3 separate regions of the Homo sapiens genome follow, and all the other regions are linked to region 3. A link is a contact called in ENCODE Hi-C or POLR2A ChIA-PET data. All regions are on one chromosome and are shown on one strand. The core of a region is the stretch at or near the end of the contact, and the rest is flanking DNA. Distances in the headings are between cores, read along the strand shown.

Region 1 (4,596 bases), core at 997-3,496, 600 kb before region 3:
GTGACTTATCTTATACAAGGATGAGTAAGACAATGACTTTCAACGAAATATCAGCAAGTTTTATTATAGAAGGAACTACTTTCCTTTCCCAACCCACCCCCCAGTTTTGCTAACAATAATTCATTTGTTTACTGGGTTGATTTCTCTATTAGAAGCAAATGCAATAAACCGGGGTGTGGCCAGGCATGGTGGCTCACGACTGTAATCCTAGCACTTTGGGAAGCTGAGGTGGGTGGATCACCTGAGATCAGGAGTTCTAGATCAGCCTGGCCAACATGGTGAAACCCCACCTCTATGAAAAATACAAAAATTAGCCGGGCGTGGTGGCGCATGCCTGTAATCTCAGCTACTTGGGAGACTGAGGCAGGAGAATCGCTTGAACCTGGGAGGCGGAGGTTGCAGTGAGCCAAGACCACACCATTGCACTCCAGCCTGGGCAACAAGAGCAAAACTTCAACTCAAAAAAATAAAAAATAAATAAATAGGCCAGGCATGGTGGCTCACGCCTGTAATCCCAGCACTTTGGGAGGCCGAGGCAGTTGGATCACGAGGTCAGAAGTTCAAGACCAGCCTGGCCAAGATGGTGAAACCCCGTCTCTACTAAAAATACAAAAATTAGCTGGGCGTGGTGGCACATGCCTGTAATCCCTGCTACTCGGGAGGATGAGGCAGAGAATTGCTTAAACCCAGGAGGCGGAGGTTGCAGTGAGCCAAGATCACGCCACTGCACTCCAGCCTGGGCCACAGAGCGAGACTCCGTCTCAAAAAATAAATAAATAAATAAATTGTGGTGAAAGGTGTGGAACATCTGAAGCAGGCATGGGCTCAGCCTAAGGGTCCACGCATGGGCTCAGCCTCCCCTCAAAACAGATTCCAGAGTTCAGAAGACACCTTCAACTCTTCCCCAGAAGTAACAGATTTCCCTCCAGCAGATCACCTGGCACGTGTCAGAACTCAACCCTAAAAGCCCAATTCAGCCTCCATTAAAAACAGGTCAAAAATAGATACGTTACTGAATACCCTGTGTGCTCACCACTGTATCTTTAGTGTCGGGAAGAAGGGGGCAGAAAGAACCAGGAACTGGAGCCAGGAACCTGGGCTCACAGTGATATTAGCTGTGTGGTCTTGGGCAAGTCACTTCCCCTCTCTGCGCCTTGGTTTCAACATCTCTAAAGTAAACGGTTTGCATTAGATGACCCTCAATGACCCTTCCTGCTCTGGGCCTGCCCAGTTTTATAAGTGACCAGTGACTGTACATCATGATGTCAACTCACAAGTACAGCTCCTACCAGCTTGCTGCTGCCTGGAGGGAAGACAGCAGGAACGCACAGAAGAAAAAGGCCTCAGCCGGGTGCAGTGGCTCACACCTGTAATCCCAGCATTCTGGGAGGCGGGCAGATCACTTGAGGTCTGGAGTTCAAGATCACCCTGGCCAGCATGGCAAAACCCCATCTCTGCTAAAAATAGAAAAATTAGCCAGGTGTGGTGGCACATGCTTGTAATCCCAGCTACTCAGGAGGCTGAGGCACAAGAATCGCTTGAACCTGGGAGACGGAGGTTGCACCAAGATTGTGCCACTGCACTACAGTCTGGGTGACACAGTGAGGAAAAAAAAAAGAAAAGAAAAAGGCCTGGCCCCGTGTGGTGGCTCATGCCTGTAATCCCAGCACTTTGGGAGGCCGAGGTGGGCGGATCACGACGTCAGGAGATCGAGACCAACCTGGCTAACATGGTGAAAACCCATCTCTACTAAAAAAAAAAAAAATACAAAAAATTAGCCGGGCGTGGTGGCAGGCACCTGTAGTCCCAGCTACTCGGGAGGCTGAGGCAGGAGAATGGCGTGAACCCGGGAGGCGGAGCTTGCAGTGAGCAGAGATTGCGCCACTGCACTCCAGCCTGGGAGACAAAGCGAGACTCAGTCTCAAAATAAAAAAAGAAAAAAAAAAGAAACAGGACTCATAACTAGGTCCCCTATGAAGCCACTGGTCACAGTAAAGGGGAACACATCAGACTGCTCTCTAATTTGGGAGTATGGGTAGAATTCTGATTTCATATTTGAAAAATCATCTAACCTTTATCATATATGCCTAGCTTCATATTAAGACAAAGGTATTCATTTCATTAAAAAAAAATGACTGACTCATAACAAGCCAGCAAAATAGAGTCAGAACAAGAGCAAGTCATCACGATACCAATGCCAAAGGGGAGGTTTCTGTCTTTATTTTCTAACTGGCAATGACAAGCTTTTTACAAAACCCAGGCAAGCTGCAAGTCAGTGATAAAGGGGATGGTCCGCCTTGCCACTTGAACAGAGACAGGCCCAGATAGGCAAGGACACTGGGTGACCTTTAAGACCCAGAAAGACCTCACTGGTTTTAAGGTAATGCTCAGTAGGAATGAGGGAGGGGTGTGCCAGGGGATGGAAGGGGGCTGCTGACACTGTGTGAGTCAGTACCAGACTCTTTGCAGAAACAAAGGCTCAGGTCCAAATATGTACTAGGAAAAACTGACAGTCTCTGGATTATAACCAGCTCACTGGCCTCCACGTGGGAGCTTTTGCAGGGTTCAGAGCTTCTCTGAATGGGCAGGGATGTCCATCCAGATGACCAGGCTACTTCCTCCCACACCTGCCTGCACCTGCTGCATGTCCCTCCCCGCCCCTAGATTATGAGCTCTGCAGGTTCTAGCAGATTCTGCCCTCCTTTCCCACTCCACCTCTCTCGCCTCCATCCTCTCCCTCTCTCTCTCTCTCTCCCACTCTTCCTCCCGAATCACCCTTGAGAGAGGCAGGAAGCCACAAGAGCCCCAGGTTCCAGATGAGGAAAGTGATGCTCAAAAGAGACAAGATCAGCCCAAGGTCACATAGGCTGCACCAAGAGTCCAACCCACTCTCCTAACTCGAAGTCTTGTTTCTCCCATCACAGCGGTTCTGTGGGTGCTGCTCTGAAACATCTCCTCTTATCCCACAACCACTCAGCCTTGCCCAACCAGGTCCAGCCTGCTGCCTCTCTCCAGCACCACACAGCCTCTGGGCCCCTCCCAGCCAAGACCACTGCAATCGCCTGGCCCAGCAGGGGCAGGTGGCTGCAAGCTGGCTAAGAGCCGGACAGGGCTGCTATCTGCCATTGTCTAGCCATGCAGCTTATTTAACCTCACTGAGCCTGAGTGCCCTCATCTGCAAAAAGGGGATAATAACCCTGTCTCAGAGAGTCCCTTAAAAGAAAGGAAGCACATGAAGCTTGCCCTAAACCCAGCCCAGTAAGGGCAGACACACACACAGGCTCCTCACAGCCCACCCCACCCAAAGGCTCCAAACACCACTCCCCAGTTCAAAATCCTCCCACATTGAAAACCCGTGGCCACACAAACACTGGTAGACAAACGTTCATAGCAGTGTCACTCACAATAGCCAAAAAGTAGAAATGACCCAAACGACCATCAGCTCATAAAAGGATAAACAAAACATGGTATCTCTCTGTGATGAAATATCATTCAGCCATAAAAAAAGAACAAAGCAGTGATACCTGCTCCAACATGGATGGACCTTGAAAACACTATGCTAGGCGAAATAGCCAGAATCAAAAGGACACACAGTGTATGATTCTACTCACATGAAATACATAGAACAGGTAAATTCACAGAAACAGAAAGCAAATTGGTGGTTGCCAGGAGGTGGGGGAGGGAGAAATCAGGAGTGAGCACTCGTGGGCATGGGGTTTCTTTTGTGAGTAACGAAAATATTCTGGAACTAGACAGCAGTGATGGTTGCACAATTCTGAATATACTAAAAACAACTGAACTGTATGCTTTTTTTTTTTTTAAGATAGAGTCTCACTCTGTCGTCCAGGCTGGAGTGCAGTGGCATGATCTCTGCTCACTGCAACCTCCACCTCCCAGGTTCAAGTGATTCTCCAGCCTCAGCCTCGCAAGCAGGTGGGATTAGAGGCACCCACCACCATGCCTGGCTAATTTTTGTATTTTTAGTAGAGACGGGGTTTCATCATGTTGGCCATGCTGATCTTGAACTCCTGACCTCAAGTGATCCACCCACCTCAGCCTCCCAAAGTGCTGAGATTACAGGCATGAGCCACTGCGCCCAGCTTTGAACTGTATACTTTCTAAATGGATGAATTTTACTGTATGTAAATTATATCTCAACAAAGCTGGTATTTTTATATTGCCATCAAAAATACAAAACAATAAAATGATTAATATTTACAACATGAAAAGAAAATCCTTCCATGATACCTCATTCTCTACAAGATAGAATCTAAATCACGCAGGCATCCTCCAAGTCCAGCCCCAGCCTACCTTGCCGCAAACACCCTGCATTTGCCCAGCAAGACCTCTCACTGTACCCCAAATGAGTCTTCCCCCCTGCAGGCCTGGGCTGCTAACATTCACTGCCACAGCAGCAACAGTTACTCACTTGGCCTGATTCTTGTCTCAAGTCCTGGCTGTTCCTTTGAGGCCTGCACTGCCTATGACTTGAAACTCTGACCAGCCCATCTATCTCCCCAACTAAGCTGGAGCCTCCTTTAAGGAAAGACACCTGGACCAGCCTGTTTTCCTCCTCTCCTGTCCCCACTCCTCAGG
Region 2 (4,548 bases), core at 1,899-4,398, 700 kb before region 3:
ACTCCTACTTCTAAAGAAAAATTGGGGCCGGGCGTGGTGGCTCGCGCCTGTAATCCCAGCGCTTTGGGAGGCCAAGGCGGGCGGATCACCTGAGGTCAGGAGTTCAAGACCAACATGGGGAAGCCCCGTCTCTACTAAAAATACAAAAAATTAGCCGGACATGGTGGCACGTGCCTGTAATCCCAGCTACTTGCTAGGCTGAGGCAGGAGAATCACTTGAACCCGGGAGGCGGAGGTTGCAGTGAGCCGAGATGGCACCACTGCACTCCAGCCTGGGCTACAGAGCGAGGCTCCAACTCAAAAAAAAAGAAAAGAAAAAGAAAAAGAAAAATTGGAAACCGAGCAGGTTTTAATAAATTAGCATTTCACATTGCTGTTAATGTTGCTGTGTGTCCATTAGGGGGCAGTAGCGAACAACACAAGAATAGAGAGGAAAAGGGTACTCACTGCCACCTGCGCACAGGATCTGAAACAGAAAAAGAAAACGGAAGTCAGCAGATTCATTCAGCCATGGAAAATGCAAATCAGAAATAAAGCAGTTGAGGATTTAATAATGGGGGTGGGGTGGTAAGAAGCACATTAAGCAAAGGTCTGCTGGTCAGGGTTAGGCCGTCTTGGGACATTAAACACAGGGAATCATTGCAACCTCGGGGTCAATTACAAAGGATTAACTGGGTTATGTGGGGGCTGGCGGCTGCTGACTCCCAGTGCCCAGTGTTTCTCCCCAGACACATCCCCCCACCTCCAGCCCTCTCCCCGGAGCAACTCCCCAGGTCAGCACCTCCCTCCACCCACTGTGCGATGAGCTGAAGCAGAAGGACACAGAAGCAGAGACCAGATTGTCAGGGCCAAAAAAAGGGGGTTGGGTGGGGGGGATACCAAGCCCAGCACACCCCTTCCCCAGACCCATTTCCCAGTCCTGACAGCACAGTGGAAACCAGAAATCCACTGTGTTTGGGATTTTCATTGTACAAAAATTCATCTTCTTCTTTCCATCAGTAGGTGGCAGTAAAAATTTTTAATCACATGTCAAGCAGCTTTGGGAAGAATTAATGCTTGACACACAAGAGGCCTTAAAGGTTTAGCTGACAGTGTCAGCTGGGGAGGGGAGCAGCCCTCAAGGATATTCATTGTGATCCATAATTGTTTCCCTATACTTTAAAAATCTAAAGTGATTCAAGGTTGTACACTCTATTGTTTCACAAACACACCTTTTTGGTGAATAAGATTTTTTTTTTTAAGTAGGATCGTCACGAAGAATAAAATAATCAAAAAGGACCCTGGTGGAAAAAACCGTCCTCCTACTTTCCATGACACTTAGAATAAAATTCAAACTCAGCCACAGCCCACTAGCCCCTCTGGTCTCACTGCCCCCTCACATTCTCGAAACTGATTCTCCCCTAGAGCCTTTACATATTTATTCCCTCCCACAAACACACTCTGCCCAGACCTTTTCATGGCCTGCCCAAAACGCCACCTCCTCAGCAAGTCCTTCTCCGAGCAGCCATGGAAACCAACACCCCTCACTCTCTGTCCATCACTGACTCCTCCAACCACACTGTGTGCTCCATGAGAACAGAGATCTTGTCTGTGCCCCATGCCTAGAATGGTGGACCCAGTAGGCACTCAATAAACGGCACAGGAAGGAAAGAACGAGCCCAGAGGGGGAAAGTCTTGCCCCCAGGTCCTCCAATTCTCAAACTTCCCATTCCCACCTTCCACCCTACCATCAACTCCTTCGCGCCTCAGGCCTACCCTTTTTCAGCTCATCTTCCTCCTCCAGCCCCTGCCCTTTAATCTAGGCTGAGCCTCAATCCACAGTCTAGGATGGATCATAGGAGAGAGGCAGAAAAAAGAGAAGTCAATAGCTAGGCAAGTCGCACAGGGCAGCAAACATTTTTTTGCCCAGTAAGGGGAAAGATTAAAGTAAAAGCACTGTGGGAGGCTATACTTGCAAACGCATTCTGAGGATAAAAAGGAACTCTAACTTACTAAGCACCTACTATGTAACAGACACTGTGCTGGGCTTTCTACATCCCTTGTCTCAGCACAGAACCATGGAGTGATGGCTAAGAGCTGAGACCTGGACTCAGACCGCCTGAAGGAAGTCGTTCAGTGCCACTGCTTCTGGCCATGTAACTGCGGGCAGGTAGCTTGCTTAATTAACCTCTCTGTCCCTCCCTGTCTGTATCTGCCAACAGGATGATCTTTGTACCTGCCTTGCTTTGGCGAGAATTAAGTTAAATGATCTATTTGAGCTGCTGTTGTCATCATCATCATCCTTACATCTTCACTGCAACCCTGTGAGGTATTTTTATCCCCATTTTACAGGTAACACCACCGAGGCTCAGATCCTCCTGATAGAAACCAATGTGCAATCTGAAGCTCATACTCTCCCCAGCATTGTTTTCCAAAGTATTTTTTGAATAACTTTTTTCTTAAGAGACAAGGTCTCACTCTGTCACAGGCTGGAGTGCAGTGGTGCAATCACAGCTCACTGCATCCTTGATCCCACATGCTCAAGCGATCCTCTCACCTAAGCCTCCCAAGTAGCTGGGACTACAGGCATGCACCACCATGCCCAGCTAATTTTTTTATTTCTGTATGGGGACAGCATCTCACTTTGTTGCCCAGATTGGTCAGAAGCTCCTGGGCTCAAGCAATCCTCCCACCTTGGCTTCCCAAAGTGCTGGGATTACAGGCATGAGCCACCATGCCCAGCTTTTTTCTCCAAGTATTTAAATAGACCAACAACCCAGTTGCAGAGGGCACGGAGGCCCAGAGACAGTAAGCAGCTTGTTGAAGGACACACAGCCAGAGAGGAGGCACAAGAACCAGAACCCAGATCTTGACCTCAACCACTCTCCCTTACATCTTCACAGCAAAGTCACTGGTACAGATGACCCAAAGCTTCTGCTGGCCCCCATAGCTGGACAAAAGGAGCAAACACTAAGAAAAGAGATCAAGCTCACGACTCAGCAGTGACAGACACGGGAAGAATGCAGTACGGCCCACAGTTCTGGCCAAAGACTTCCCTATATACCCCAGTTGTGTGGCAGAAAACCCGTTAGTCACCCAGATGTGCCCAGGAACACCCAATGCTACCCAGGAGGTGGAAGCTTCTCTGTCCCCTTTCCTGAGGGGAAACCCCTCGCCGGTGAGCCTTCCAGCCTTGTTCATTGCTAGAACTGCCCTAGAGATGGTTCTAGTTTCACATCCTCCTTTCTTTGTGCTGATAAGTCGAACTCTTTCTTTTCTCTTTTTTTTTTTCCTTGCCAGCAGGAAAAACCACTGCCAGTCCCAACTGTGGTTCCAGTCACAAGGATCCTCCTCCAGGCCTCAGAGAAAAAGAAATGGTTAACACGGCTTTCTGCACCATCCCAATTCAGCCAAACCTGCAGCTATGACATCAGTGGTCCACTCTGAACACTAGATTCTTCCCACTCAAAAACTAAGGCCGGGAGCAGTGGCTCACACTTGTAATCCCAGCACTTTGTGAGGCCAAGGCAGGTGGATCACCTGAGGTCAGGAGTTCCAGACCAGCCTGGCCAACATGGTGAAACCCCAACTCTACTAAAAATACAAAAATTAGCCAGGTGTGGTTGCATGCACCTGTAATCCCAGCACTCTGGGAGGCTGAGGCAGGAGAATTGCTTGAACTGGGGAGACGGAGGTTGCAGTGAGCTGAGATCGCGCCACTGCACTCCAGCCTGGGCAACAGAGTGAGACTCTGTCTTAAAAAAAAAAAAAAAAAAAAAAAGAAAGAAAGAAAGAAAAGAAAAGAAGAAAAAAAAGAAACTAAGTCATAAGGATCTTACCAGCTGCATTTACACCTAAAACTTCTAAAATTTTCCCCAACTCCTCTACATGAAAATCCTACATGTACATACACATCAAAACAGACCCCCTACGTATTCTCCTCTTCCCCTCTCTCTGACATGACTGTGTCATTAAACCTGTCTCCCAGTCTGCAAACCAGAATAACTTCTGGTTCTTCCCTCTGCTTCACTCTTTGTGGGTCACATAAAGATGTTTCCTTGCCCAGCACACCTTGACTTCCCCGCTTCTGTACTGTGCATATTGTAAACCAAGTCTTCATAACCTCCAGCCCTAAATCACAGAAACAGCCTCATCCTAGGGCTGAGAAACACTCAGGCCATTTCCATTTTCATTTCTTGAAGCTCCAGGTGCACACATGTACACACAAAATTAGGAAGTACCAGAACAGGGTTGTATCTACGGCCGTGTATTTTTGGTTTTGCTTCTGTTAGAGCAACGCCCTGACTCGACCTATAACCCCTCATTTGGAATATAAGAGGACTTAAACGGGAGCCTTTTGTGAACACCAGTGGTGACAGCCAGGCCCTACTCCTTCATCCATATACCTGGTTGCCTCTCCCTTCAATCCACAGTAAAAAAATAAATAGAACTGCGAATTTTTCTTTCTGAAACATGCGGTATTAGCCAATATCCTAGCTGGAGCAGATGACACACTCAATGAGGGTGAGTGAGGAGAGTTTTAAAGAGTCTGTTTTCAAGGGTGAGGGT
Region 3 (4,197 bases), core at 158-2,657:
ACCCTGGCATCCACCCTCCTGCTGTCCTTGCCAGAGCGTCTGAGCATCCAAATGCTGGGTGCACAGCAATGGGGCCCTGTGTCTCCACACCCTACTCCTGAGCACTGCGTATTTTTTCCTTCTGAGCAGCTCCAGACTGTGTCAGCACCTCCGCCTGAGGCTAAACTTTCCCTAATGACAGGGTGAGGCGCTGGCTGGCTCTCCTCAGCCACCGGCGGCACGGCCCGGCCCAGCTGGGTGTCTCTGGCTGCCAGGGGAGGCCCTGCCGCCCGCGACACCCCAGAGACTGAGGCACCCCTTCTAAGGGGATGGGGTGGATTCAGAGAGACATACGTGGGGAAACTGAGCAGATGAGCCAGGGCAAGACCATCCACGCTTCTTCCTAGGACATGAGACCAATGTCCCCAGGGCACTGAGGGCAACAGGAGATGGGGCTGATGAGGAAGGAGCCTTTAGCCAGGGGATGCCTCTCTCTTGTATAGCGCAGGCTTTAGAGCCCCCACGGTGAATTCTATGCTGCACTTTGAGCTGTCTAACTCTGGGCAAATCTCTGAAGCCCCCCCTCTGAGCCTCAGTGCCCTCATCTGCAGGACAGGGATCAATATCACCTGCCTCAGCTGTGAGGACGAGATAAGCCTGAAAGTGCAGGTGGATGTACCCGGCATGAGGAGGCGCAGAGGCCCTGCCTGTGCCAGGGAAGGCCTGGGGCTCCCTGCAGCAGGAATGTGCCCAGCCGGCCGATCACAGGATGTGGACGTGAGTCAACCAAGCGAGAAGTTCCATCTGGAAACTCGGGCATGAGGTTTAAATGTGGTCTGCTCTGCCTCAGGCTGGCTGTGACCTTGAGCTGGTGATGTCCCTGCCTCAGTTTCCTCACCTTCTGATGGAGATGGGAGGGGAAGAAAGCAGCTGCCTCTGGGTGGTGGCAGAGATGCCCATGTCTAGGACCTCCAGGCCTTAACTAATCAGGGGCACTGATGAAGCCAGCGGGGCTCCACTGGGGACCACAGGCAAGACTGGGCCAGGACGAGGCGGTCACGCAGAGGTGAGGGGACCACAGGCTAGCGGGAGGGAATACACGGAGAGTCCAAGGGGAGAGGAAAGTAGAGAGTGAGAGAGCTAGAGAGAGGCGGGTGGGACGCGGAGAGGACAGCGAGGGAGGGATGGGGCGTGGGGCGCGGAGCGATGGGGGAGAGGAGGCCGAAGCGGGCGAGCCTGACTCCCGGGTCCTGGGAGCCGGCCCAGGTCTGATGAGGACCAGTCGGACGGGGCGAGGGATCGGCCGGGTCCATCACGCCCGGGGCGCGGGCCCCGAGGGTCCTGCTGGCACTCACCGTGCGGCGGCGGCGGCGGCGATCCGGGCGGCCCCAGCCATCCAGCTGCGGTGCCGCGCCCCGCCCAGGCTCTGCCCCGCCCGGCCGCCCGGCCGCCCGGCCCCCGGCCCGGGGCCGCCCCCGGCGCGCGGCCACGTCACAAGGGGCCTGTCCGGAACCCGAGGCGCCGCGTGCCGCGGGGTCGGGGGGAGTGGCGGCGGGAGGGCGCTTCCGCCTCGCGGCGGTGGGGGACCCGGGTAGAGGGCGCACTTCCGTTTGGGCAGGGCTGCGGGCCGGAGGGGAGGGTCGGTCGGAAGTGAGAGAGCCACACGCACCGCGCTCAGCCAGGCTGGGCAGGGACGGAAGCGGCGGCTCTGCGGGGACCGCGATCGACCAGGCTGCGGGGCTTGCGGATCTGGCCGCCGCTTCCCGTCCAGGGCCGCAGTCTGCCCGTGGCCGCACGGGGGCGCGCCCGGCCGCCAGACCACGCCGCCCAGGTCGGGCTGGGAGGACTACTGTGCGCTCCTGCTCTGAGTCAGCCCGGCCTGGCTCCTCCATGAGCAAGGGAAAGGGGAAGTGCCTGCCGCAGGGAGGGGCCTGGCCCCGGGAACCTCAGAAGAGGGAATTTTATTCTTACTCATCGAATTATTTTTATGCTTTGGTTTTTCACTGGGAACCTCAGGCCACTGTCTCCAGGGCTTGTAACCCTTTGGGGTCCAATGCATGGTGGCTGGACCCTGCTGATGGGAACTCCAAACCTGGGAGGCGAGGGCTCTGTGCTTCCCTCACCTGGAGGAAGCTAGACCTGACCTCTTTGGTTAGACTAAGGCAGCAAACACTGGATAGCAGTTCTTATAACCGCAATTTACTGACCACCTACTATGTGCTATTCACTTTACTCGCACTATCTCACTGAATCCTCATATTATCCCATTGTGGTGGGTACTGTTAGCCCAGGGTCACACAGTGGCACAGATGGCAGAGCCAGGATTCAAACCTGGGTGTCCTGAAGCCAGAGTATGTGATACCACTTCTCACGTCTAGGTCCTGAACAGCAGTGGGAGTCTGGCTTGGCGTTTCGAGTTTGTATTCTTCTCTGGAAATCAGCCAGTACAGGAGAAGATTCAGGAAGGGGCATGTGGGTACTCACTTGGGCAGAGATAGCGACTGAGTACAGGTCTCTTAAGTCTCTGACCCTCATCAGCCTCCCATGGCAGCTCCAACCATTTACTCTGTCACTTTCCCCTCTGCTGGGGCTCTTGAGAGCACACTCAGCTCTCAGGGCTGCCTCTGGTGCCTGTCCCACTTCATGTTGCACTGTTGGCCTTCCTTAGACCGCCAACTTCTCCCTGGTGGCCCAGCTTGTCTTCTGAAGCTTTCTGTCCATCTCACCCCACCGGGCCCATACAACTGCCAGGACGTTCTGTTCCCTCCCTGAGTTCCAAAATGGAATCCCTGGGTTAGTTTCTTGGCAAAGAAAAGCTACTCAGGGATCCTGCCCTAGGACTTCTAAAATGCCCCCCTCCCTGTATGCAAAAGCGCTCCATCTTATGCAAAGCACTTCACAATATGCAAATGATTTCACAATAACACAGTCAGCATTCCTGCCTCTGGAGGCTGAGCGCTCCTGGCCACCCAACAAGGGGATGGGCAAGACCCAGCCAGAAACGTTACTTGGTGCCAATGCACTACCCTTTCCTCCCACCTGGCCTGGAATTCCCATCGGATACCTAAGGCCCGGTGGCTCACATCTGTAATCCCAGCACTTTGGGAGGCCTAGGAAGGAAGATCTTTTGAGCCCAGGAGTTCCAGACCAGCCTGGGTAACAAACTGAGAACTGGTCTCTACAAAAAAATTTAAAATTAGTCAGGTGTAATGGTGCGCACCTGTAGCCCCAGCTACTCAGGAGGCTGAGGTGGAAGGATTGCTTGAACCCGGGAGGTCAAGGCTGCAGTGAGCCCTGATCGTGCCACTGCACTCCAGTCTGGGTAACAGAGCGAGACCCTGTCTCAAAAATAAAAAAATAAAAAAAATTACAAATTAATAAAATTGCAGGGGTTTCCAGGTGTGTGAGAAAAGTGAGATGCAGAAATATTTATTTAATATGATCCACTATTTTTATTTTTTAAGAGACTATTTTAAAATAATGACAAAAAGAAACCTTGTATATGTGTATGTGATTAAAGGTATCAGTATATATAAGTCTATGTATAATGAATACATAAAAAACATAGATAACACATTAAAGTGATATTATGGATTCTATGGTGGGAGGAACTAATGTGAATAGGGAAGGAAAAAATGTTAAAGGAAAACAACACATTAAAAGATGTGTATGGCCATATATGGCTGGGCATGGTGGCTTATGCCTGTAATCCCAGCACTTTGGGAGGCCAAGGTGGGCAGATCACCTGCGGTCGGGAGTTCAAGACCAGCCTGACCAACATGGAGAAACCCCCTCTACTAAAAATACAAGATCAGCCAGGTGTGGTGGCGCATGCCTGTAATCCCAGCTACTCGGGAGGCTGAGGCAGGAGAATCGCTTGAACCTGGGAGGTAGAGGTTGCAGTGAGCCGAGATCGCGCCATTGCACTCCAGCCTGGGCAACAAGAGCGAAACTCCATCTCAAAATAAATAAATAAAAGGTGTATATGATCACATGTATGCAATGTGTAAAATTGTATACATATATCAAATCTCATCTCAGATATATGAAAATCTCACTATATAAAATCTCTTTCTCTTTCTCTTTTTTTTTTTTTTTTTTTTGAGACAGGGTCTCACTCTGTCACCCAGACTGGAGTATAGTGGCATGATCTCGGTTCACTGCAACCTCCGCCTCCCAGGCTCAAGTAATTCTCCAGCCTCAGCCTCCCAAGTAGCT

Evidence for each region. A loop is a pair of places that touch in the nucleus more often than their neighbours do. ChIA-PET counts read pairs that join two places held with the same protein, here RNA polymerase II (POLR2A). Pooled maps may share reads with other maps.
Region 1: a pooled map shows a loop between it and region 3 (3-fold over the local background). The contact joins the enhancer-like site here to the promoter of SLC39A13 in region 3. A Hi-C loop is called at or near these places in 5 of 50 pooled maps. POLR2A ChIA-PET finds 5 or more read pairs at or near these places in 2 of 52 experiments (CD8-positive, alpha-beta T cell and activated CD4-positive, alpha-beta T cell).
Region 2: a loop to region 3 is called in a pooled map, with 22 times the contacts of the local background. The contact joins the enhancer-like site here to the promoter of SLC39A13 in region 3. A Hi-C loop is called at or near these places in 2 of 37 single-sample maps with no recorded cell type and 6 of 50 pooled maps.

Annotation. Positions count from the first base shown.
Region 1 is chr11:48,004,446-48,009,041 of GRCh38, reverse strand. The region is part of intron 1 of PTPRJ (protein tyrosine phosphatase receptor type J); the gene reads right to left. Among named protein-coding and RNA genes, the nearest start is that of PTPRJ, 26 kb to the right of the region's middle. RefSeq lists a cis regulatory region at 2,266-2,283 and an enhancer at 2,202-2,346. Within about 2 kb of position 2,246, at least 15 of the 41 ENCODE cell types and tissues checked have a DNase peak (open chromatin) inside an H3K27ac peak, as active enhancers do; they include CD8-positive, alpha-beta T cell, where a contact is called at or near this core.
Region 2 is chr11:48,105,976-48,110,523 of GRCh38, reverse strand. It overlaps PTPRJ (protein tyrosine phosphatase receptor type J), which reads right to left. Exons shown (of 25, transcript NM_002843.4): 2 at 448-466. Among named protein-coding and RNA genes, the nearest start is that of MIR3161, 11 kb to the right of the region's middle. Within about 2 kb of position 3,148, at least 10 of the 41 ENCODE cell types and tissues checked have a DNase peak (open chromatin) inside an H3K27ac peak, as active enhancers do.
Region 3 is chr11:47,405,800-47,409,996 of GRCh38, reverse strand. SLC39A13 (solute carrier family 39 member 13) reads right to left here and starts at 1,407. Exons shown (of 10, transcript NM_001128225.3): 1 at 1,335-1,407. It overlaps SLC39A13-AS1 (SLC39A13 antisense RNA 1), which reads left to right and starts at 715. Exons shown (of 4, transcript NR_182308.1): 1 at 715-1,045. RefSeq lists enhancers at 1-147, 148-1,014, 1,303-2,125 and a silencer at 1,105-1,894.